2 separate regions of the Homo sapiens genome follow, and region 1 is linked to region 2. A link is a loop called in an ENCODE intact Hi-C map of the cell type or tissue named here. Cell type or tissue: PC-3. All regions are shown on one strand. Each heading gives the region's core, and the rest is flanking DNA. Links, peaks and the distances in the headings are about the cores only. Region 1 has its middle 38 kb from the start of SNORA25B. Region 2 has its middle 35 kb from the start of SNORA25B.

Region 1 (11,690 bases), core at 1,747-9,746, 74 kb before region 2:
AATTTCTGGATTAAAAGGCTCATTGCTTGGTGGCAAATACATGAGAAATCCTGAGTCTAACCTTGCACGGAGTTCATGGATATCAGGTTTTAATGAAAAAAGAAACATTTTCAGAAATGTTCCAATTCAACACAGCACAAATATACACACACAAGATTTTATAAAGTGTAAGTAGATCACAAGTTCAGGCCTCAAAAAACTCAGTAATCAATTTAATATAAAATGACACGCAATTATATTGCCTTGCTTGCTTTTTTAATAAATTTCACTCTTTGTTTTAAACAGCTTTTCAAGAAGGTGCTTGTTACAGTAGTCTTTTGGCAGGCTGTTCCCCAAACTATGGGAAGAAGTGAAAAGTAAAATGGAGATGGCAGAAGCCGAATGATGCCTTTCAATTGACTGACAACATCATTCCCTATTACTACTACCTTGTAGACTGCCAAAAAACTAATGTACTTTAGACATCTAATGTAATTAATTCAGGACCACAATTCCGAATCACAAACCTATATTGAATTCAGTAGGCAAAAGAAAAATATGGTCTGGAGGAGAAAAAAATAATATCTTTTTGCACAGCTACCTCTAATTTTAAAGTGTATAAATTAAACATTCTTTGATAATAATATGCAATGACAGCATAATCATATGCTAACATTTAATCACCTTTTATATACAATAATACCCTGATTCTTCTTTAAAATTTTATGTTGTATATTGCTGTACATTTTTCTTGCTGATTGATTCTCTTTATTACTACTGATTTTATTTATGCTGCTAATTTTTTTCCTAAGCATATATTTTAATGAGTAGTTTTGTTCAGCTAACGTCTACAGAATAAGAGAATTCAGCACACCTGCCTAAATAAGATGCTTGAGATCACTGAGGAAAGAAATTGACATTTTACTTTACCCTCAGCATGGAGCCAGGGGCAAAGTTTGATCTGAAAACTTGCAAATTAACCAAAACTGTCACTCAGGAGTTATGGGCCTGAATGCTGCAAAATATGTTCTTTGAAGTCCTCATTTCAGCAAAATTATTAAAAACTTTATATCTAATTAAAATTGTAACTGCATTCCCATTTTTCAAAATCTCTATATCCTCAGGGCCAATTGGGATGAGTGAATTTGCACCCTCCTCTCTGCAGCACGCTGAACTGCTCCTACAGCAATATCAGATCATTACCATCTCCCCAGCTGAGAGGGAGCAGCCATTATCATGCAGCATTATTAATCTTCTTGTCTTATCAACTTGCAAATCACAAGCCATTGAGCCTTATGGCATGGTTCTGGGTCCATAGTTATTCATTTTGTAGGTCTACCTAGCCTTTGAGTCTCCTTAATCACCTGAAGATTGTCAGTCTCTTACCTTGGCCTGCCCCTGTGGCCCTGCTCAGCTCCTGTGAAAAGTCCATGATGTTCTCTCTCTCTCAAAAAAAAAAAAAAAAAAAAAAAGACTTTTTTATTTAAAAGAGGAAGAGAGAGAGACAGTGTATGAGAAAGAGAGAGGGAGAGACAGTAAGGAGGATAAATTTCATTAATGGATGTGAATTAACATCCTACTGCCAAGAGCTGACCCTTTCTCCTGACATGTACGTCTAAGTCATTCTTGTCACTCTTTCCCCCATTAATATTCTGAAAAAGACAGTGCATTGAAGAGAATAGAATAAGATAGTTCCCTTAAACAGGCACTGTTGACCTTAGGTTGGGGATTTTTCTTTAATTTGCTTTTCTTAAAAATAAAATATTAATCATATTGGAAAAGGCGAGCAGAGTTCCTTTACATTTTTTCAATATATTGCATTCATTAAATTAAGTCATTGAACATTTTCAACATTTTTAAGTGCCAAAGGAAGATAGAAATGTAATTTCCAAGGGAAAGTAGATGAGACAAGCTAAGGTACCCTTGTGACAACTCCTATTTCTGCCAAACTCAATGTACATGCCATAAACACTGGTCTTTTGGGATCTTAAATGCCTCCTGATCATTTTACTACTATAAGTTTTTAATTTCATGAAAGTACAGTACTCCAACATGATTTTCAGCTCTTAGCAAAAATTCACTTGTAGGATCTTTATAATCATTCCTATGTTATGGTTACTTTTATTAAAACATTATTTTACGATTTTTGTTGATTCCTGCATTTATGCAAAACACAACACAAACTAAAACAAGTATTTCACCTAGATTTTTACTTCATTATGCTTATTCAAAGTAATGCAGAAATATTTAAACTCACATTATATCTAGGGACACCATTGGCTATCACTATCATATGTAATGATAACATTATGACTTTGTAATTAAAATAATTTTGCCATGCAAAAATAAGATTGTATCCCTGTAATTGCCTGGAAAGAAGCTTCATCCTTCTATCATTTCAAAAAAAGGTCATTTAAATGAGAAACTGTGATATGAATTTGGAAAGGACTGCAGTGTACAGTGGATTATTATACTAGCTTTTTCATCTCTTGAGGCCCATGTTCAAAATGCAACTTAGGACACTTGTGAAATGATATTAACAGTAATGATGAAACCCTAAGTGCACATTAGTACACATACATATCTTAAAACTTTAAAATGCAACTAATTAGAGACCTGGCCTCGAAATAGCAAGGGTCCGTACTTTAGAATTAAAATATATTTATAGCTCTATCTGAGCATCTCAACATGGTGCATTTGCAGAAAACTTATTTTCAAAAAGCATGAAATCCCTACATATTATTTATGATTTGAACTAAATATGAAATGGCTAAATTAGTGAAAAGTAATATTTAGGTCTTCAAATAAAAACATTTATTGGTTTCTTATTTTAATTGTGCTAGATTGTGCAGGAAATATTAGTATTCGCTTAGGCCTAGTTTAGCTAAGTGTAAAGTAGAGTAATTAACTAATATATTCAATTTAGTAAAACACCCAGTCAGGAAAATTCTTCTTCAATTCCAGGTTAAACATAGCCTTTGAGGAAGGTGGGATGGGTAGTAAAAGCAAAATCAAGGAAAACCACAGAAACAAAGTATTTGGTTTTTAGGTAGAAGCTCACTACCTTTAGGCAATCATTTGTACATTTAGGATGAGCATTTCTCCATAACTGAACATTTTGTCTTCCCATTTTTATAACACAAACATAAGCTTCTGGTTTAGTGACGTGGACCACTTGCATACTCAATTACTAATATTTGAATTTAATTTCTTATGTAGAAAAATGTTCAATTTCTAAATGAGAACAGATAATGTTAATGTTGCTGTGTTCTGAAGGAAATTACGTTCGCTTTTTTTTTTTCCTTCTGCAGTGTGGGTCAGGGATAACTCAGTCACCAAATATTTATTCAGTACATACCATGTGCCAGGCACTGTCCTGGGTGCATATAGGATACATTAAGAAACAAAACTAAGACCTTCACTCTCATGCAGTTGTAGGAATGAAGTGGATGTGATTACTTTCCTCTTCATCATAAAGGTGACAACTGACACTCCTATAACAAAAGGCAGGTTAATGAAAGAAAAGCAAAAAATAGGTATTTAATTGAAGTTTTATGTGACATGGGAGCCTTCAGAAATGAAGAGCCAAAGATTTAAGAAAAAACTCTCTATTTTTATGCTTAGGTTTGAGGAAGAATGGATAGCTGTATATAAATGTGATTGAATAAAAAGGGAATAATCTTACATAATAGACAAAGTGGGAAAACCCAGCAAGGCCTCCCTGTTTTAGTTTCTTCTTGGTCTCTCTGTGTGGCTTTCCTTGCTCCATGGTAGAAGACAGGGCCCCTTCTGGAATGAGGATCTTATGACCTTTCAGACATGGTAGGTCAGAGATTCTTTACATCCCATTCCTATACACAAAAAGGTGGAGAAAGTCTAAAGTAATATTTCCAGTTTCTATGATCCACCTTGGGAAAGAGGCATTCTAGTTATCTGCCTTGGGAGAGTAAGGGAGCAGGAAAAAGAAAGCAGGAGGTCTGAAAAAGACTTTGCTTCTGAGGCGTTGCCAATATCCTTCAGTTCAAAGTACACAGCACGCCAAAGTGCTGTACTCTGGGGTATCATTTTTGAGCCCCAACACACAGCTAACATTCCAGGGATTAGAGACACACAGTGAACAATAAGCATACTGGGAAAATGACACCATATTTTAGGTGATATATGCTAAAGTATAAGATAAAATAGATCAGATAAAAGGCAATTGGTAATTTGGTAGTATGAGATGGGTTGGGGTGAGAATGTTATGTTAAAATAAGTAAAAAGTGAGAAAGTCTGTCACATGGAAATCCAGAGAAAAAAACATTCCAGGCAAAGAGGACACCATTGGAGAGTTGTGAGCAGTGGAGTAACATGATCTAAGATATATTTTAAAAAGATCAGTCAGGTTGCTATGTTGAGAAGAGACTGTGAGTGCAACAGTAGTGACCAAGAAAATCCTAATGGTTCCCTCAGCTTGACTAAACTTTATATAGGTTTCTTTCTAACGACAGCCTCTTGTCCTTTTTCTTACAGCAATTACTTCAGAAAACTTGCAATTATGAATGCTTTCTCTGCTTCTTTGAGATGTAAATATTCTCGCAGCCTCTTGCCAATTTCACAACCCAGGAATGTCTTTCTCAAGGACCTTGGAGCCATCTCTTTGAACTCTAATCATCAAGAAAGATCGTGTCCCTATTTCCCAGTCTCTGTGGGAGGGTAGGAGTCTAACTTTCATAAGCCTCAATTGGCAAACACAGATGGCTTAATCACATTGACAACCTGACCGCTAATGTCCTCCTCTACTGTTCCACCAGCTCTCCTAGTGCTTTCAAAGTCTCCTGCCTTTTGTTTCAACAGGGTTGAGTTCAATCACTCTTCCCTATTGCGGTATACTTGAATAAAGTTTTATTTTGTCATTTTAACAATTGTACACTGCATTTTTTTTTAACAGTTCAAGCAGGAAGATCTACTTGGAGGCTACTGCAATTATCCAGGCAAAAGATGATAGTAGCTCAGTCCTGGGTAATAGCTGTCTGACTATACAGCTAATAGAATAGAATAAATATGGGGTGTAAGAGAGAGGAATCGATTATGATTTTAGGTTGTTTGGTCTGAGTGACTGGAAGGAAGGAGTTGCTACCAGCCATGATGGGGAAGGCTATGGGAAGAGCTTGTCAGAGTATTTGTTTGAACACTCCATTTCTGAATTCACCTTGAGTTTTTGCACAATTAAAAGAAACCATTTAAATCTTCATATCTTTAAAGTCAACACTTTCTCTTTATATTCATGTATTTCATACAACAAATTCTCACCATTCCTTTCCTAAGTTAAGAAATGAGTTGCCTTCAGTGACTCAAACTGTTTATTTTTATTAGATTTGGTGCCAGGAATCATTTTATTTAATTATCTTTTATTGTGGGTTGTATAATATGTACAACAGTGTATAAAATGTATTCCTTCAGTTTAAAGAATAATAATAATTTAAAAACACAACTGTTCTCTCATGTACAGTTTAAAAGACAAAACCCTTATCAATAACTTTGAGGATCTCATTGTGCTCTTCCCAAATATATTCCCCTCTTTATCCACAGAGGTAACCAATATCTGAATTTTGTGTTGTTTCTTATTTTGCTTTACTTTTAAAGTGGCTTTAGCAATGTAGTGGATACTGTGGTATGTACCCAAATCAAACTTTCAGGACAAAGGCACTGTTTCACTATGGATATGTAGATAACAACAACATGTTTTAAACCATATATATATATATATATATATATATATAAAATATGTGTGTATATAATTTTTATTACATATAATTTTATTAAATATATATTAAATTATATAATATTATATAATTTTATTTAAAAAAGTAAAAATAACATAATTGTTACTTAAAAAAATAAAAAGGCACTCATTCCCCCTGCTGCCAGGAGTGTCACCTGACACCTCGCATCTGTGTTCCTCTCTAGGAAGTGCTGGGCCTGCCATGGGAGAAAAGGAACTGTACGCCAGAAGACAGTATGTACAAGAAGGAGCCAGGAAAGTATTCATGGGAATGGAATTTGAGGATAATAAATCGTGAAGGGTAGAATATAAAGTTAGATAAGGAAGAGTTTAACAAAATGAGAGCAATTATTTGTGATACAGGAAATAACATCCTGGCAAGAAACTCTGGAGAGTGCATGACTCTTTTTGAAATCCTGAAACAGGTGATGGCCCACACTAGGTGAAGTAAAATGCCAGGAGTGCCATGGCAGATGGTAAAGGATGGGATCAAAAGGTTTATGGAAAGGAGCATGTCAGAAGGGATAGACTATGTAGGGCAGGAAAATCCACCAGCCAACTCTGTTCCAAAGGAGGGCTTAAGGAACAATCTATGTAGCAAAGCAATAAGCAATGTGATTGTGAGAGGGGTAACACAATTATTGAGAAGTTTTGGTGGATAATCTCTAGAGGCCAAGGCTAACAGGAGAGTTACTGTTACATAACTGTGATTCCTGATAGTAGTGAGATGATAGGCACTTCACCATCAATAGCAAGCTGGGTGCAATTATTGTAACGTGTAGCAAGGTTGCAGTAGCAACCTGAACAGTATAAACCTCTGAGATAGTTTGGAATGTTCCCACACAGTCTCATATTGAAATGCAATCCTCAGTGTTGGAAGTGGGGCCTGATAGGGGGTGATTTGATCATGGGGACAGATTTCTCTTGAATGGTTTTGCACCATCCCCCTTGGTACTGTCCTCGCAATAGTGTGTGAATTCTCCTGAGATGTTATCATTTAAAAGTGTGCAGCGCCACCTTTACTCTTTTGCCCCTGCTCTGACCATGTGATGTGCCTGCTTCCCCTTCACCTTCTGCCATGATTGTAAGTTTCCTGCAGCCTCCCCAGAAGCTGAACAAATACCAGCATCATGTTTCCTGTACACCCTGTAGAGCTGTAAGCCATTTTAGCCTCTTTTTTAAAAAATAAATATACAGTCCCAAGTATTTCTTTATAGCAATGGAAGAACAGCCTAATACATTTTTTAAGAGCCTAATGTTTCTAGGGGCCATGTTTATGAACAGTCAACAATAATGATGCTTAATTTATTTAAACAACAACAAAAAATCAAGGATAGGTGACTGCGAGGCTAAAAACCTGCCTCAATAAACAGGCACAATCTCTTGTCAATTTCCAGACTTGGGCCAGATCTCAGACCAAGAATCCACTGGCTGAAGAAGCTGAATTCCCAGGAAGAAGGACCCTGCAATCCCATGACAAACGTGTGTAGAAATAATTTCCCCAATCTTTCCACGTAAGAGACCCTGTGCACTGTGGTAACTGTGCGCTGTAGAAATGAGAAAACAAGACATTTTGAGGATTGTTGGTTACAGGGTTTGAAGAGACATTGATTGCAAGCATCACAATGAGTCCTCTGCTGAAATAGGGACATATAAAGGGCAAATAAAATTAATAGACTATTGGCCTTGTCTGGCTCACAATGAGTCTACTAGGTGTATAAATCACTCCATGTTTATTTCTCAATTCTCCAAATGTATAACTGGCATGGGTAGACTTTGTACTTGTCAGAGACCTCACTTGGGGTCTTTGGCTTCTGTGTGGGGTTAGAGCTATCATAGTGAGAAAGGCCAACTGGAAGCTTCAATACCTGATATGGTTTGGCCATGTCCCCACCCAAATCTCATCTTGAATTGTAGCTCCCATAACTCCCACATGTTGTGGAAGGGATCCAGTGGGAGACAATCGAATAATGGGGGTGGTTTTCCCCATACTGTTCTCATTGTAGTGAATAAGTTTCACAAGAACTGATGGTTTTATAACCTCTTTTGCTTGGTTCTCAATCTCTCTTGCCTGCTGTCATGTAAGATGTGTCTTGCTCCGCCTTCACCTTTCACCAGGATTGTGAGGCCTCCCCAACCATATAGAACTGTGAGTCAATTAAACCTCTTTCCTTTGTAAATTACCCAGTCTTAGGTATGTCTTTACCAGCAGTGTGAGAATAGACTAATACAATACCCCACAGCTTTTGCCATGAAAGTACATCAAAAGCATATTACATTCCTGAGGGACTGGCAAATATTGATGCCTCTCATTAAGAACTAGAAGGGTGGGGGTTATCATTACACCTCATTTAATTTACCAGTCTGATCTACAATAATCAGTTGGACCACGACAGAGAAAAGCTACTGCAAGCTCAAATATAACTAGGTCATATGTGGTATTCTGTAGTCTCAATTGCAGCTGCTGTGCCGCTGTATGTGGTATATTTGCTGTAGTAGGTTAACATAGTCTCAGTTACATGGTTTGTAGCCATCATTTGGTGAATGTATTCTTTTCCATCACCATCAGGAAAAAAGACCAAAAAGAGTTCAGTTTCATGTGGCATGGATAATAGTATCTGTATTAGTCTGCTTGCACTGCCATAACTAAATACCACAGATTTGGTGGTTTAAACAGCAGAAATTTATTTTCTCACAGTTCTAGAGGCTGGAAGTCCAAGATCCAGATGCCAGTCCAAGATCTGGTTTTTGGTGAGGACTTTCTTCCTGGCTTGTAGATATCTGCTTTCTCACTGTCTCCTCACCTGGCCTTTCTTCTAGCACCCCTTGTAAGGACACCAGCCCTGTTGGATTAGGACCTCACCCTATGACCTCCTTTAATCTTAATTACTTCCTTAAAGACTCAATCTTCAAATACAGTCACATTGGGGCCTCAATAAAAAGGCTTTTCGGGGGACACAATTGAGTCCATAACAGTATCCATTTGTAGACTTGCCCCAAGTCTATGCTAACAATTCCACCTTCTGTTATAAAATAGTCAGAAGGGATCTGAACTGTCTCCACACCTTATAAAGCATCATGTTGGTCTACTACATCAAGGGCATCATACTAATTAAACCTGATGATTGAGAAGTGGCAAGTCCCCCCTCAAAAAAAGTAAGTATGTGGGGTAATGCATATCTTAAATAGCTTGATTTAGCCATTCCACAATGCATATATACGTATATATATATATATACACACACACACACACACACACATATATGCACTAGAAATATATACAATATATATGCACTAGAAATATATACAATTCTTACTCATCAGTTAAAAAAATCAATTTTAAAAAGTGGCAAATATATTGGAGGCCCATGGTGAGATATATGTACTTCAAAGGATAGAAAATAAGCCCTACAAAGGAGTCCACCACATCAACAAGGTATTTAGGAATCCATGATAGAGGGAATGGCAGGACACCTCCCTAATAAAGGACAAAGTATTGAATTTTGCAATTTGTCTTGCTAAGAAGAAAGCACCATGACTGATAGGCTTCTTTGGGTACTAAAGGCATAAAATTCCACACTTGAGTATATTGCTCCAACCCATGTATCAAACAACACAGAAGTTTGCCTGCTTTGAGTGAAGCTTAGAGCAGGAAAGTATCTTACAGCATATCCAGGCTGTGGTGCAAGCAGCCTTATGTTTGGACCATATGACCTTTGTGTTATTAAAGTTATCTATGGTGGAAAAGTTGCCATGTGGACGTTATGGAAAAATCCCAATAGGAGAATAACAATGAAGACCCATAGGATCTGGAACAATGGCAAACTGTCTGCATCAGAAAACTATAAACCATTTGAAAAATATCTCTAGAAATGTTATTGGGCCATGGAAGGTTGGAGCAGTTGGCCATAGGGTATCAATGCAGCCAGAACTGTCCCTCACAAACTGCAGTTCTGTTGGATCCACAAAATCATAAGGACCATCAGCAATTAATATTAAGTTGGAAATAGAATATTAGAGATTGTGCACAAGCAGGCCAAAGTACTAAGTAAGCACACAGAAGATAACTAAACAATCAAGTAGACAAAATTACTTGCCAGCTGAAATTAGCTAGCCTCTGCCATTGGTATTACTCAATGCTGGCACAAAGGGCTCAATAGGGGGGTAGCTATGGAAGTAGGTATGGAAGATGAACTTGGGGTCAACAATATAGGCTCACACTTACCAAGGCTGATCTAGTTTCACGTGCTGCTGGATGTTCAACCTATTAACAGAAATAAATTCCAATATTGTGCCCCTGATGTTGCACGTTTCCTCAAGAAAATCAGCAAGCCACTTGTGGCAAGTTAATTACAATGGTATACATTTCCACACTGGAAGGTGCAGCGATTTATTTAGAGTGAACTTGATGTATATTCTGCATATAGAGTTGCCTTTCCCATAATGTGAACAGCATTAGATAAGGGCTCACAGGTTGTTTGAACCACTGACATGAGATTCCATAATCTCTTTGAACTAAGGGATCCACTTAATACAAAAGAATGTGTAATAGTGGGTAAATAACCATGTGATGCAGTGGTCCTATTATATACAGCCAACCTGACAGAATGATGGTATTACCTGTGAAGTGAAAGCAAAGGTACTGTTTTGCAAATGATATCTGCGAGGAAGGGTTTTATCCTCTAAAATGTCGTGTACCCCTTAATTGATAATCATATGGTGTGGTATCCCCGATAGATAAATGTCAGATTTCTTTTGCATGATAGAGGCAGGGAAGAACACATATGCTACCCTGTTGACCCACTGGAAGGTTCCTTTAGCACTCCCCTGTCCTATTTTGATGGTAAGTGGACAAGTGCAGCAGCATTTGTAGCCTGGGACCATTTTCAGTGAGCGGAACTACGTTGTACCCCATCGACTGTTGTCTTAGGTTTTCCCAGAAAAGAGAGCCACCTGAATCCTGGAGATGAGGCTTCCTGATGGGGTAAACTTACAATACAAAACAAGTGCTCTGATGTGTCCACTAGATCCCTCTCCAAGGCTGAGACACTAATTCCTCCCTCTGTGAGTAATGCTGGCCACTGATAGCTTACAGCTATGTGACTTTCCTGGAAATTCCCCTTAGCTGATGGACACTGCCTCACACAATTTTCACTCCAAAGGAAGCACTTGTCCAAGGTCCATACCATTTAATGTGGGATATAAAGGCTTAATTAACTACCTCCTTCAACTCGGGTCCACTCTCCATGGCCACCCCAATTCTAGAGCTCCCAATCATGGTTCCCTCACTCCCTTACAGACTTTTTTCTGAAATTATTTTCCAGTGAACTTTTGGCTTGTATTATCCTCAGAATTTGTTTCCTTGTAAACCCAATCAAGACACAACAAATTACTGTGTTCCCAAATGAAAACTTATTTAACTTTGCATGATTTTGGACTTTATATGGATGGATGCTTGCAGTCTGTATTTCTTTGTGCCTTTCTTTTTTCATTCAATATTATATACTTGAGATTCATCAATTTTGAATCATCTAATGACAGTCTGTTAATTCTCACTGCTGTATAATATCCAAAGAATCCATATACTACAATTTATGTATTCTTTCTTCTCTTGATGGACATTTGGTCCTTCAAGACCATTGACCCACTGCGAGGCTCTTCTAGCACTCTCCTGTCCTATTTTGACGGTAAGTGGACAAGTGCAGCTGCATTTGTAGCCTGGGACCATTTTCGGTGAGCGGAATTACATTTTATCCCATTGACTTTTGTCTTAGGTTTTCCCAGAAAAGAGAGCCACCTGAATCCTGGAGATGAAGTTTTCATTTTTCTTTTGATATTATAAATAATGATACTAAAACATTTTGTACCCATGTCTTGATGGATACAATAGTTTCTGTACAGTATTGTAATGCTCATTCTCTTTGCAGCAACACCAATCTTAGATTTG
Region 2 (11,690 bases), core at 2,414-10,413:
GTTATGATTTCCTAAACAAAACCTCGTTACAGCCATTTACATAACATTTACATTACATTAGGTATTATAAGCAATCTAGAAATAATTTAAAGTATACCAGAGGATGTGGGTAGGTTACATGCAAATATTGCACTATTTTATATCAAGGACTTGAGCATCCATGGCATTTGGTATCTGAGGGAGGTGCTAGAACCAATCCCCCATGAATACTGAGGGTCGACTGTACTATATTTTCTGTAGCAATTTTGGAAGAAAGTGTAAACAGTGGCCTGAAGCCAAAAGATCTGCTACCATTATTGTAATCTAAACTAGACACAAACTTTAACTTCAGTTTTGAGTCAGTCAAATGGGAGGAGGTTGATTAACCATTTTCTAAATTCCCACCTGCCACAAATTAATGTCACCATGACATTATAGACTATGGTCAGGACAGGATGAAGAAGTCAAAGGAGAAAAAGAGACACTAACATTTGTCTAGAGACATTCAAATCAAGAGATTTTTATAACAAAATTTGATAATGGAATTTGAAAAACATAACAAAAGAAAGAAGTATGATGTTGCTGTTCCAACTTAATAACTTCATCTTCTCACTTCAGGATTCCACGATTACTCAAAAACACACAACTGTGATAAAGAGAAAACAGCAACCTCATACATCAGCTTACACAATGCAAGGCTTGTCAATTAACAGGTGCAAACTACAGTGGGGAAAGGTGGGTTTGGACCGTCAAGGACACCCTGTGTTCCCTTCTTTCTTTCGTATAACCTCAGTGGTACCATGAAGTAAACTCATGGAGATGGAAATGGCAAGTAGTTGTCAGCATAGGCTAAGAGATGGGGCACAGTGAAGAGGAGTCTGGATTGAAATGAGATTGAAAACAGTGATCCTTTTGGGTACATTTTCAGCACAGCACTCTGCTAATTATTCTGTTCATGTTTTGAAAGCTGCATCAGAATAAACTTCGAACAGGATAAAAAAATGTGATAATGAAATCCTGTTAGAAATTTTCAGTTGGGCCTACTGTAACCTTAATGTTCTAGATATATCTAATACTGATTTATTATGTAAGTGGAGAAAATAGAAATATGATAGAAATACGGTAGTGTGTGCTCTGAAAAATGTATAATGTCTTTTTTTCTTAATATAAAAAGCATAGTGTCAATCAATTTAGCTTTTGTATATAATATATAAAATAATACCTGGTTTATTTTAAATTTATTTTCCACGTTCATTTATTAATTTATGCATTCCAATAATTATTGAGTATCAGCTATGTGGCAGGCACCAAGTGCACTGAGATGCTGCAGTGAATAAGACCCGGTCCCCATCTCCCAGGGGTGTGCTGTAGAGTCAAATAATACTGAATTGTATGTCCTTTGTTACAATGAAAAGTGTCAGCAGCCTATGGCATAATTATAATCTGACAGAAAAACTGAGTATTATATAATCAAGCAACTTCTTTCAGTTCATATCCACTTCACAGTGCTCTGCTACTATGAAAAATTATACTCACAAATGCTCCTAGCATATTGAAAAGATAAAAATGCTTATGCTCTAAAAATTATCCCAAATAATTCCAGATATTATTTTATGTAGAATTAGAATATGAAGATATTAGCCAAGAGAATGAAAAATGAGTGTACCTGCATACAGCTGTGTGTTCTATTTTTCAGGCTTAACAGCTTAGCTGTAACATTTGTACATTAGCTAAATAACATCTCAAGGGGCGCTGGAGATAGAACCTTGATGTCTACTGATTGTACATGTGTGAGTTTGTGCTCTCAAAGGATGGTCCTTAAAAAACTCCCTGCTGGAAGCTATTGTGCATATTGTAAAAGGACCGTTGCTAAGTGCCAATTGAGCTAGTACTGTATACTTGCCATTTAAAAAGAAGATTTCATACCACTTGATTATGTTAAATAGAAATGTTTGAAATTTATACAGAATTACATCAAAATGGCACAGTAGTTATATGTCTAAAGAGCTGCAACTACTCTATCCCATAACTAATGTCAATCCTTCTGGTAGATGGTTTAATGTGAGACTGCCACAGAATGTATTACATGAGAAGTATAGAAAGCCATGGAATAGCGAGACCATAAATATATATTGTAATAGAACCTAAAACCATGTTTGTATTGAAATACAACTGCATATATATGTATACACACACATACACCAGCATACACACACACACACACACCAGCTTTTATATATATATCTATTATTTATATATATATTATATATAAATATATTAATATATATTATATATATTATTTATATATTATATATATATTATTTATATATATATCTAAGTCATATCTAAATCAATCAAGTAAGTTTTTTTGTGTGCTTTCTAGAGTCAAAATATCATATAATTATTGGTGCTTTCTGTATAGGGTTCTTGTGTGATAACAACACGTGTTACTTTTAACAAATTATTCCGTAAGTATCTTTTAACAAATTATTCTGTAAGTATCATCTCTTCAGAGACTTCTCATTTTCTGTCCAAAATAGGGGAGCAGGCAAATTCTTGTAGTCTTCTTCATCAACCAATTATATTTTCAGTGGATATGTGGTCTATGTCCCCTAGTTGTAAAATATACATGTCAAAGATGCAATAATAAGTTACCTTATGTTGTAAAAACATGAAACTGGGAAGGAAATAGATAAAAGCCCATGGCTATACCTTCCTTTCCTCCAAAGTTTCCATTAAAATAACATAACACAACATGAACTTTTTTAGGGAATGAAACTAGGATGCACATAGGAAATAAAAAAGAAGGCAGCTATGGGCCAGAAAGTTTAAGAAAAGCTTGGAAGATAGATTGTAAATGAGGGGGGAAAATAAGAAGAAATGGTACTGTTCAAAACCCCAAGGATGGGTATGGACTTCTCAAGAGTCTAGGAGAAATGCTAAACCTAGAGTCAGCGAAAGATTTTTATGGCATGTGAATTATACCTCAGTAAAATAGTTTAAATTGTTGTGGTTTTTTTTTTTTTCCAGAGGAAAAAAAAAGAACATTAGTGGGCAATGGGGCAGCCATCAGGGCATGGGACCAGCAAGATCCTTTGATCCCATCCCCTCCTTATAGGTTAATATTCAGGAGAAGGTCCACTTTCATAAGCACTCTTGTAAAAACTAAAACTAATAAGTAAAAAAATCAAAATGAGCTGAGAAGGGAGACCTCCTTATTAGAGGAGGTGATTAGAGTGGGGAAAGAAAGTGGACAGTTTCACTTAGATCCTTACTACCTCCATGAAGAATTGGGAGGGGAGAAGAGGGAGCATCTATCTGTCCAAGAAGCAAAAGCACCTCCACCTACATGGGAAACCTTACCAAATGTTGGCTTTGGGATGGATCCCCACCTGCTAACCCGCCCAACTCTCATAAATCCCAAGCAAAGCCTACTGACTGGCCCAGTTTGTACAATAACACAGACATTACAGCCAGCATGCCTCCTCCTCCCTTCCCTGCTCCCAACTTCCATTCAAAGGAACAGGTGTTTTAGAGAACTGACTGCTCATCTTTGGGGGAATGAATGCCAGCTAATTATACTAATCAACCTGGTTCTTCATCTACAAATATGAATCTACAACTATGCATCAGCAGACATTTAGCTTGAAAGGGAAGGATCACTAACAACAAATAGAGGTATTACTGGGAATTCGTATCCTTAGATTTGAGAAAGTGTTCCACAAGCTGCTATAATAAAAGTGTTAATCAGGGGACAAAATTAGTCTCTGAGAATTTAAAATATGATTGCAAAATGAAAAAAGAAAAATCAACAAACTACTGAATAACCAACCTAATGAAAAAAATTTCTAAAAAAAGTGATTTGAGTAAGAAACTTAAAGAAATGCTTTAGAGTTGGAGCAAAAGTCAAATAAAAAAATATGAGATAAATGTTAAAAGATTTGGAGGTTTTATCCAGAAGATCCAAAATTCAGCATAAGTTTTCAAAGTAGAGGACAGAGATAAGGAATGGGTGAGGAACATAGAATAGAAGAACAAAATTGTCATCACATCTCACAACCACTAGAATGGCAAAAACTGAATTTGGTAACAGTGTGGGCAAAGATATAGGAAGGAGGCAATCCCAGAAACTATAAGGGAGAAGGTAATCTGTGCAATTTCTTTGAAAAGATCTTAATTTACCCTTTAATCCAGTGTTTTGCTTTTAAGAATTTTTTTATGGATAGTTTGTCTAAGTGAGCAAGGATATATTTTCCAGTATTCATTTTGGTATGATTTTAATAACTAAAACTTGAAACAATATCTATCTATAGTTGCAGCATATTTATATGGTCATTTAAATATAAAGAAGTTAGTTATATGTTCATACAAATAAACATCAGATATACAGAGTTAAATGCCAACCAAAAAAATTTAAGGAAAAAATTTACAATTTTTACAGCTAAACCTGTAGATTCTTTCCTGTGACTATATATTTCTTAGAAAAGTCTGGATTGCAGAATTCAAATTACAATGTTGCCTTCAATTAGATATCTTCAAAATCACAATATTCTCAAAGGTTGAGAAAAATCATTGAGTTACATACTAATTCAATGTATAAGTAATTTTAAATAAACACAGTGACTCAAAAATAAAGCATTAGAATTGATCAAAAGAGGAAATTCATACATTTTCTTCCAGAAAAGAGAGTGTATATTCCTGGCTTATTCACAACTCTGCATCAGTTATATAGTGAACATAAAATATCTCTATGTATTTTCTGAGTTAGTCATATGTAAATCAAGGAAGACACCTGGTAGAAGAGGAGATAGCTGTTTTTAAAGTCATTTAAGAAATCTTAAATGGTTAATAACATATCAGATTCATCAAAAAAAAGACAGAAAACTCTCTATTTACTTTATAGATTTTCCAAGCTATTAGTCATTTTGTCCCTTCAACTACTCACTTGTGGTCACTTTATTCTAAATCATCAGAAAAAAAAATTGTTTAAGTTTGAAACTCAAACATGTTACTTTTTCTAGTTGCTATTTACTCAAGATAAAACAGGTTGTTAGAAGAGAATATTGAGCCTGAGATAACATATATGCATAGATATTTACTTAATAGAGGAATTAATATAGAGTAACACATTAAATCATAATAGAGAGTGGTTAAAAGGATTAAACCTAAGTCTTCTGAAATCTAGGGTTTTGGACATTTTGTTAGTTCCCAAGTTCTGTACCTTGAATCACAAATATTCCAAACATACCAATGTATATTAATTATGCTACTACTGAACAGTTTCTGTTCTGGCTAATTGAATGGCCTTTTTTTTTTTTTTTTTGATGGAATCTTAATCTGTAGCGCAGGCTGGAGTGCAGTAGTGCAATCTCGGTTCACTGCAACCTCTGCCTCCTGGGATCAAGTGATTCTTCTGTCTCAGCCTCCCGAATAGCTGGGATTACAGATGTGAGCCACCACGCCTGGCTAATTTTTGTATTTTTAGTAGAGACGGGGTTTCACCATGTTGGCTAGGCTGGTCTCGAACTCCTGGCTCAAGTGACCTGCCCACCTTGGCCTCCCAAAGTGCTGTGATTACAGGCATGGGCCTCTGCACCTGGCCAACCGAATGCTCTAATGGATTCTTCCACTGTAAAGCAACTATATTACGCGTAAGGTATTCTAGGACATATGGCTAGATTTTTAAGATGTGGAGAATGTTTTCAGGACCTCCCTGGCCCTCTCATACACATGTACACACTAACAGTGATCTGGAACCATATTGATGGATTGGAGCTGAGGCTATAAAGATGGACATTGCTATTAAGACAGTGGGTCTCCTCTGGTGCAGTGAAGAAGTTGGGGCATGTATTCCCTTGCAAAATATGGAGAGAACTGAAGTGATTCCAAATGGGTATCTCTCCCAGTCACCCACAAAAGAAAATACTTTTTGGAGGAAAGTTCTTAAAATTTAGGCCCACAGGGCAGATAAACATTGAGTAATACGCTTACTAATGAAGATCATCAAGCACATAAGGAGGCCAACTATAATATGAAATGGTTTAAAAAAATAAACAAAAGTTTTAGACACTAAGGAATACTAATATTGGAATTATCAGGGAACTTATATAATTACATATGAAATGATTAAAGAAACAAAAAAATGCGCTAACAAAGATGAGCATGAAACAAGACCTATCAGGACTTAAAGTGATAGATTCCAAAACAAACAAACAAACAAAAAGATTATACCTAGAAAATGAAAAACTTTAAACAGCAGATAAAACAGCAGATATATATATATATATATATATATATATATATATATATATATATGAACTTAGAATAAAGCTCAACCTTAGATGGACGTCTGTGGATTTAGAAACAGTATGCTCCACAACTAAGAATGTAAAGCTCCTATACCAAATCACCAAATAAGCTGTCAAATTTGAGAGGAGATCCCTACAAGAAGAAACCCTGGAAGAAGTTTAGGTAAAAATAAAGCAGCCCCTGCATTGGAGCTCCTTCTCTCCTTCTGTACCCCATGAAATTATAGGTGGCTTACAGCAATCTCACAAGTTACAGAAGCCTTTGGCAATTAGACTGTATTAGTTATCCTTGGCATCTGGGCTGATCAGCAACCTCGCTTATCTGACTCTGACCTGACAGTCTCTTTCCATAGTGACCTGACAGTCTCTTTCCATAGTGGGTGCTCTTTGCACTAAACATCCATTAGATGAGATAAGCCTCCCAAATTTTGCATTGTGTAATAGAAAAATAAAGCATCACTAATATCTTAGCAAATTATATGCACAGACCCTTATTCCCATAGATAACCTCCCTTACTCCTTTCCCACCTTCTGGCTTACTGGGAGCCTATAAGACTTGCTATGACTGAAAGAGTGTCTCTTCGACATGGGAAAATCTCAAGGAATGCCATATGCCATACATATAATAAACTACTGATATCTTACAGCAGTCGACGTTTTTCACAGTAGGCTAATTTCAGGTAGTTGTCCTGGCCATAGAGCATCATCCCAATATTGATAAAAAATAGATGCTTTTGTGCAAATTAATAGGGCACATAAATGGCTTAGATATTTGTTCAGGACAGTGGACCACTTAAGCTATACTGGCAAAGCAACAACAATATGGAACAAATTTTATGAAATGATACAAGTTAATCACATACCCAGTATACTTGTTATATGAATATATGCCTATTTGAAATTATTACATCTCAAGGAAAACATTGGGACTGAAGTAGTCAATTAAGCACAGGCAGCTGTCTCTTCTATAACCTACTGGATTCATACTTAAACCCACCACGGCAGTAGAACCACTACTGAAGACGAGGTTGTCCCCCCAGAAAATTCTGACATCCATAGAACCCACTGTTGTCCCCCCAAAAAATCTCTATTATTTGTCAACTGTGGCAGGCTTTCCAATGATATCTCCAACAGGGCTGGCACATCTAGCTGTCTTCAGCTATTTAAAGGTTGCACATGACCTATTTGTGCATTTGCTGAACTCCAAATCACCCAAAAGCTGGCAGAAAGGGACATGGAAGAATCCCAGGAGAGTTTGTGGAAGTGTAGCACATTTGTCTATCTTTTCCTGAAGGGTATCCTTTTGAAAGGAAAAATAATATTTTCCTGTTGATTTCTGTTTTGCTTTATTTAATACCTGTTTGTTTGTTTGTTGTTTGTTTCCTTGCAGAATACCTGAATATGAATGAGCTTGAACACTGACTTTGCTTTAGGTGGTTACTTTCTTCTGTTTTTGGAGGTTGCTTATAATGCCAAAATCTGACTCCTGCGTTCTGGTGGAACTTAGCATGCTGCATAAAGGACAGCCAGTCTGGCTCATTTCCACCACCTTCTGCAAAGAATGGTGATGATTTTGTAAAGTTGAACATTTTCATATTTTGTTATATCTCAGTACATACATCATCACCTGCATATTTAGGTACATATTCTTGCACAGGTACACCAAAAAACAGATACAAGAATATTTTATATGAATATTATTCTTAATATCAAAATGAGGAAATGATACAAATGTAAGTAAATAGGAGACTAAATAAATAAATTAAAATATATTTATAATGGAATTTTACACAGCAGTGAAAAGAAATGCTCTGCAGCTACATGTTACATCTAAACATAAAAATTACTCTTAAGAATATAACATTGAAAAATAAAATTTATAAAGTCACAAGTCCCATAATACCACATATAATGTTTTCATGAATCTCAAAAACAAACAAAATTAGCCAGTGTATTGTTTATTCACCAGTCGTCTGTGATAAAAGCCATTTTTTAAAAAGCAAAGTAATGATACAGGAAAAATTCAGGATGGAGTTATTTACTTCTGGGGGAGAGGTAGGGAGGGGTATAGGGAAGAGCATATAGCTGCATGCAAAGTTATTGGTAAATTTGTCATTCATGGGTTGTGCAGTAGGTTCACAGGTATTTTATTTATTATTCTATATATACATATATATTTATTATTTTTGTATACATATATGATGTATACAATATATTATTGTATTTATATATGTTATATATGTAAATTTGCAGCATGTACTTGTTTGAAAATGTCAAATATTATATTTAAAGATAATAAAATAGGTTCAACATTGTTTAAATAGTTCTTTTGTAAAATATGTTGGGGACAACTAAGTTAAATAATAAATAGGGATAATTAAAGCTGAACTCCTCAGTGATTTCAAAATAATATTAGTCAATGTGAACTTCCAAATGGGGGCATATTTCTCACCTTTTAGGGGAACAGATATCATCGGTAATTAAGAATGTCCTTATCTCTCCGAATTCTTCTACCACCAACCCACCATTTTATCTAGAAGTATACCATTAATTATACCTTAATTCATAAAATAGCCATTGGTCTACTGACAAATTATAAATATCCTTGGGTGAGATAACATATTAATCAACAAACTTATGATACACAAGAGTTTAGCTGGCAATAGTAGGTTACTTTTGAAAGTAGAAAGTATTGAGAAAATGGACAAAAGGGCAGGTCAGTTTAATTTTGATAAGAAGAGAGGAAGACTCGGACTGGGGAATGGAGAAGCTAGTAGTACTTGTGGGCCTGTGTGACTGCAGGTCTATGGGCAGTCAGTGTGAGTTCAGGACATTTTCTGAAAAGAGAGGAGCAACAAGAGGGAAAAGAGGGCAGAGTGGGTTTCTATGGATTACTCAGTATCTGCCACCATCTCCTTTCTGCACATGGTTCTTGTTTTTTAATGCCTTATTTCTTGTTTTTTCATTTCTGGCTGCTGCATCTCAGCCATGCTTGAAGGAGGTGTGTTGTAGTAGATACTGTCAGTTTCCGTCAGATTACTTCAGCCCAGGGTTTGCCTGCAGCTTTGATGCACAGTTATTGCATACATCAATGTCTTCCTACCTTAAGCAACAGTGTCTCTTTCTGCCTGAGCTCATGTTCACTTGGAGTACAGGGCAGGCCCAAAGTGTCTCGTTTTTAAAGTGTACAAGAGCCACCATCAGCCAAAGGGAGAAGGGAGGTGGCTAAGTATCCCAGCAATCTTCTACCTAGGAGGTGTGCTTCCATTGTGTCTCTGAAGATTCCCAGGAGGATTGAAGTCCTGTTGCCTACAGTGATAACCTACCCATTAACACACCCTCTTTATGGCCCTCTTTCCTTTCTTTCTCACTTCTTTATTCTTTCACTCTGCTTCCTGGGATCACCTCCCAATTCACTTGCACCTGAATCCTTGTCTCAGGGTCAGCTTTTAGAGGATGGTAAATTGACACGAATGCATTCAGATTTTTAAAAACATTTTATCTTCTCTTTCTAGTTTGTTAGGTAGCATTTCTTATGGATTAAAAAAAAAGTGGGACTAGCTGGAGTGAGTGTTAGATGCTGCAGCATTGTAAGTGTGGTGTGTTATTGTGGTACCCATGCTGCAATATATTTACATAAAGTTATTTAATGAATACTGTCTCTCTCACTCCTTCTACCACCAGGGCTTACCATATTGCACAAGATAAAGTTATTTCTGCTGCAGGCAGGTTACTTATCATTAAGCCTCAACTGTCAAATTCAATACAGAAAAATCTAGAAGCCAGTCCCTGAGTGACCGTTTTGAAGCTGTGTTACATGGGAAGATGGTGTGAAAGTATGAAAATGAGAAGGAAAGGGAGGATCATGCCTTTCTAATCAAGAGCTGATGCTTTCCTGCATTGTCACTTTCTCCACATGTCAGTAGAGGACGGTTTTTCTAATCACCCATGATCTTTGAAAAGTTCAACAGGCAATTCTATGTTGTATTTCAAGAATGTGGAGTGCCAGTGCCTCACATCAGAACCAGACTTGTGGATAACCAATTACACTTTGCTAAGTTGGTCTGATCCGTAACTAAATATATGTCTAGGGCACTGTGAAATTTAATAGTAAAGTATTGGCTTAGTCCTTTGGATATTTTATTTCAGTAGATGCAAAATGCTACAATGGTACTTGAGACAAGAATACAACATGCAACTCTATTGTTCTCTGCCCTATGAAGACTGTTTTGTCAGTGGCCCAGGCTAGGAACCCATGATGATTCAAATATATACTTATGTTTGCAAAGGATCCAGGAGCCCCTGACCTGTCAGTTCTGAGTAAATAGCTCTTGGCAATCAGAAAATATATCAAAAAGTAACCTGAATTATCTCAAGCTCACTTAAACTAGTAGAGAATCCATACTGAGTACACTGAGTTTTCAAAGCGGTGATAGGGAAATCATAGAACAATGCTTCCTTCTGACCTTTCAGCAAAGTCAGGTCACTCATACTGTCGAGGATCTATAGTACTGGAATGCAGAGGAATAAGAAACCTGCCCTTCTGAAAAAGTGTGGCATCTATATTTGAAAAGGTCGGAGGAAGATCTGAATAAAGATCAACTGAAGCCTTGAGCATCTTTCCTTGACCTGCCCTGAAGAAGAGAAGCAGTACCAATAAATGTGGTTTTCTTGATAACTTAGACAAGGATCTCAATAAACATCTCAGAACGATGCTTTCTTTTATGTATACTGAAAATGGGAAACTGGTGTAGTTCAGGGCTACACTAAAACACAGAAGGATGTGGCCTAGGAGATCTTATGATTGAATAGTTATTCTAATGTGAGACAGCTCTAAGGTCTTAAGTGAAAATTGAAGTGGTCCAGTTAGCAACAATTTCTATACAATATTGCAAGAGAAATAGCTTTGATGTTAATTTAAATGCTGGGACCAACCACAGTCAAAGTTTTACTTCTGATCACTTTTCTTCCTTTATGGTCAATGATGTACTGGAGCCAGCTCATATTGGTTAGGGAGAACTGATCAAGCACGTCTCTTCCAAACTATATTCCAAGACGTCACATGGATATCTTGAAATGGTCTATAGTTCATATACCATAAAAACAGGAAACGGGCAAATGTTATAAATCAGAACTCCCTCTTGCCCTAGACTGTTGTTAAATATTGGTAAGTATCTACCCACTTATATTGAAATATGAAATAAAAACAAACAGAAATCCCTGGCTTCTTGCCTTTTGCCAGATAATTCATCTCACACAGATACTTTAGTCATGACGAGCCTTGGTCCTGGAGTGACTTTGGAATGTTCTTGTCAATGTTTTTAATCTGGTGCATGTATACATTTTTATTTTCCCAGCCTTTTTGAGGTATAATTGATAAATTAAAATTTTACATATTTAAAG

What was found. A loop is a pair of places that touch in the nucleus more often than their neighbours do. Peaks named below come from ENCODE experiments on the same cell type or tissue, not always from the same donor. Only the 100,000 strongest peaks of a DNase experiment are listed, where the experiment ranks them.
Region 1: it touches region 2 in a loop (12-fold over the local background); 1 of 110 quality-filtered maps calls a loop at or near these places.

Annotation. Positions count from the first base shown.
Region 1 is chr7:115,613,158-115,624,847 of GRCh38, reverse strand. No RefSeq gene overlaps it. Among named protein-coding and RNA genes, the nearest start is that of SNORA25B, 38 kb to the right of the region's middle. In PC-3, for the core only: no CTCF peak of the experiment used is centred there; a DNase peak (open chromatin) is centred at 5,987.
Region 2 is chr7:115,540,239-115,551,928 of GRCh38, reverse strand. No RefSeq gene overlaps it. Among named protein-coding and RNA genes, the nearest start is that of SNORA25B, 35 kb to the left of the region's middle. In PC-3, for the core only: no CTCF peak of the experiment used is centred there; no DNase peak of the experiment used is centred there.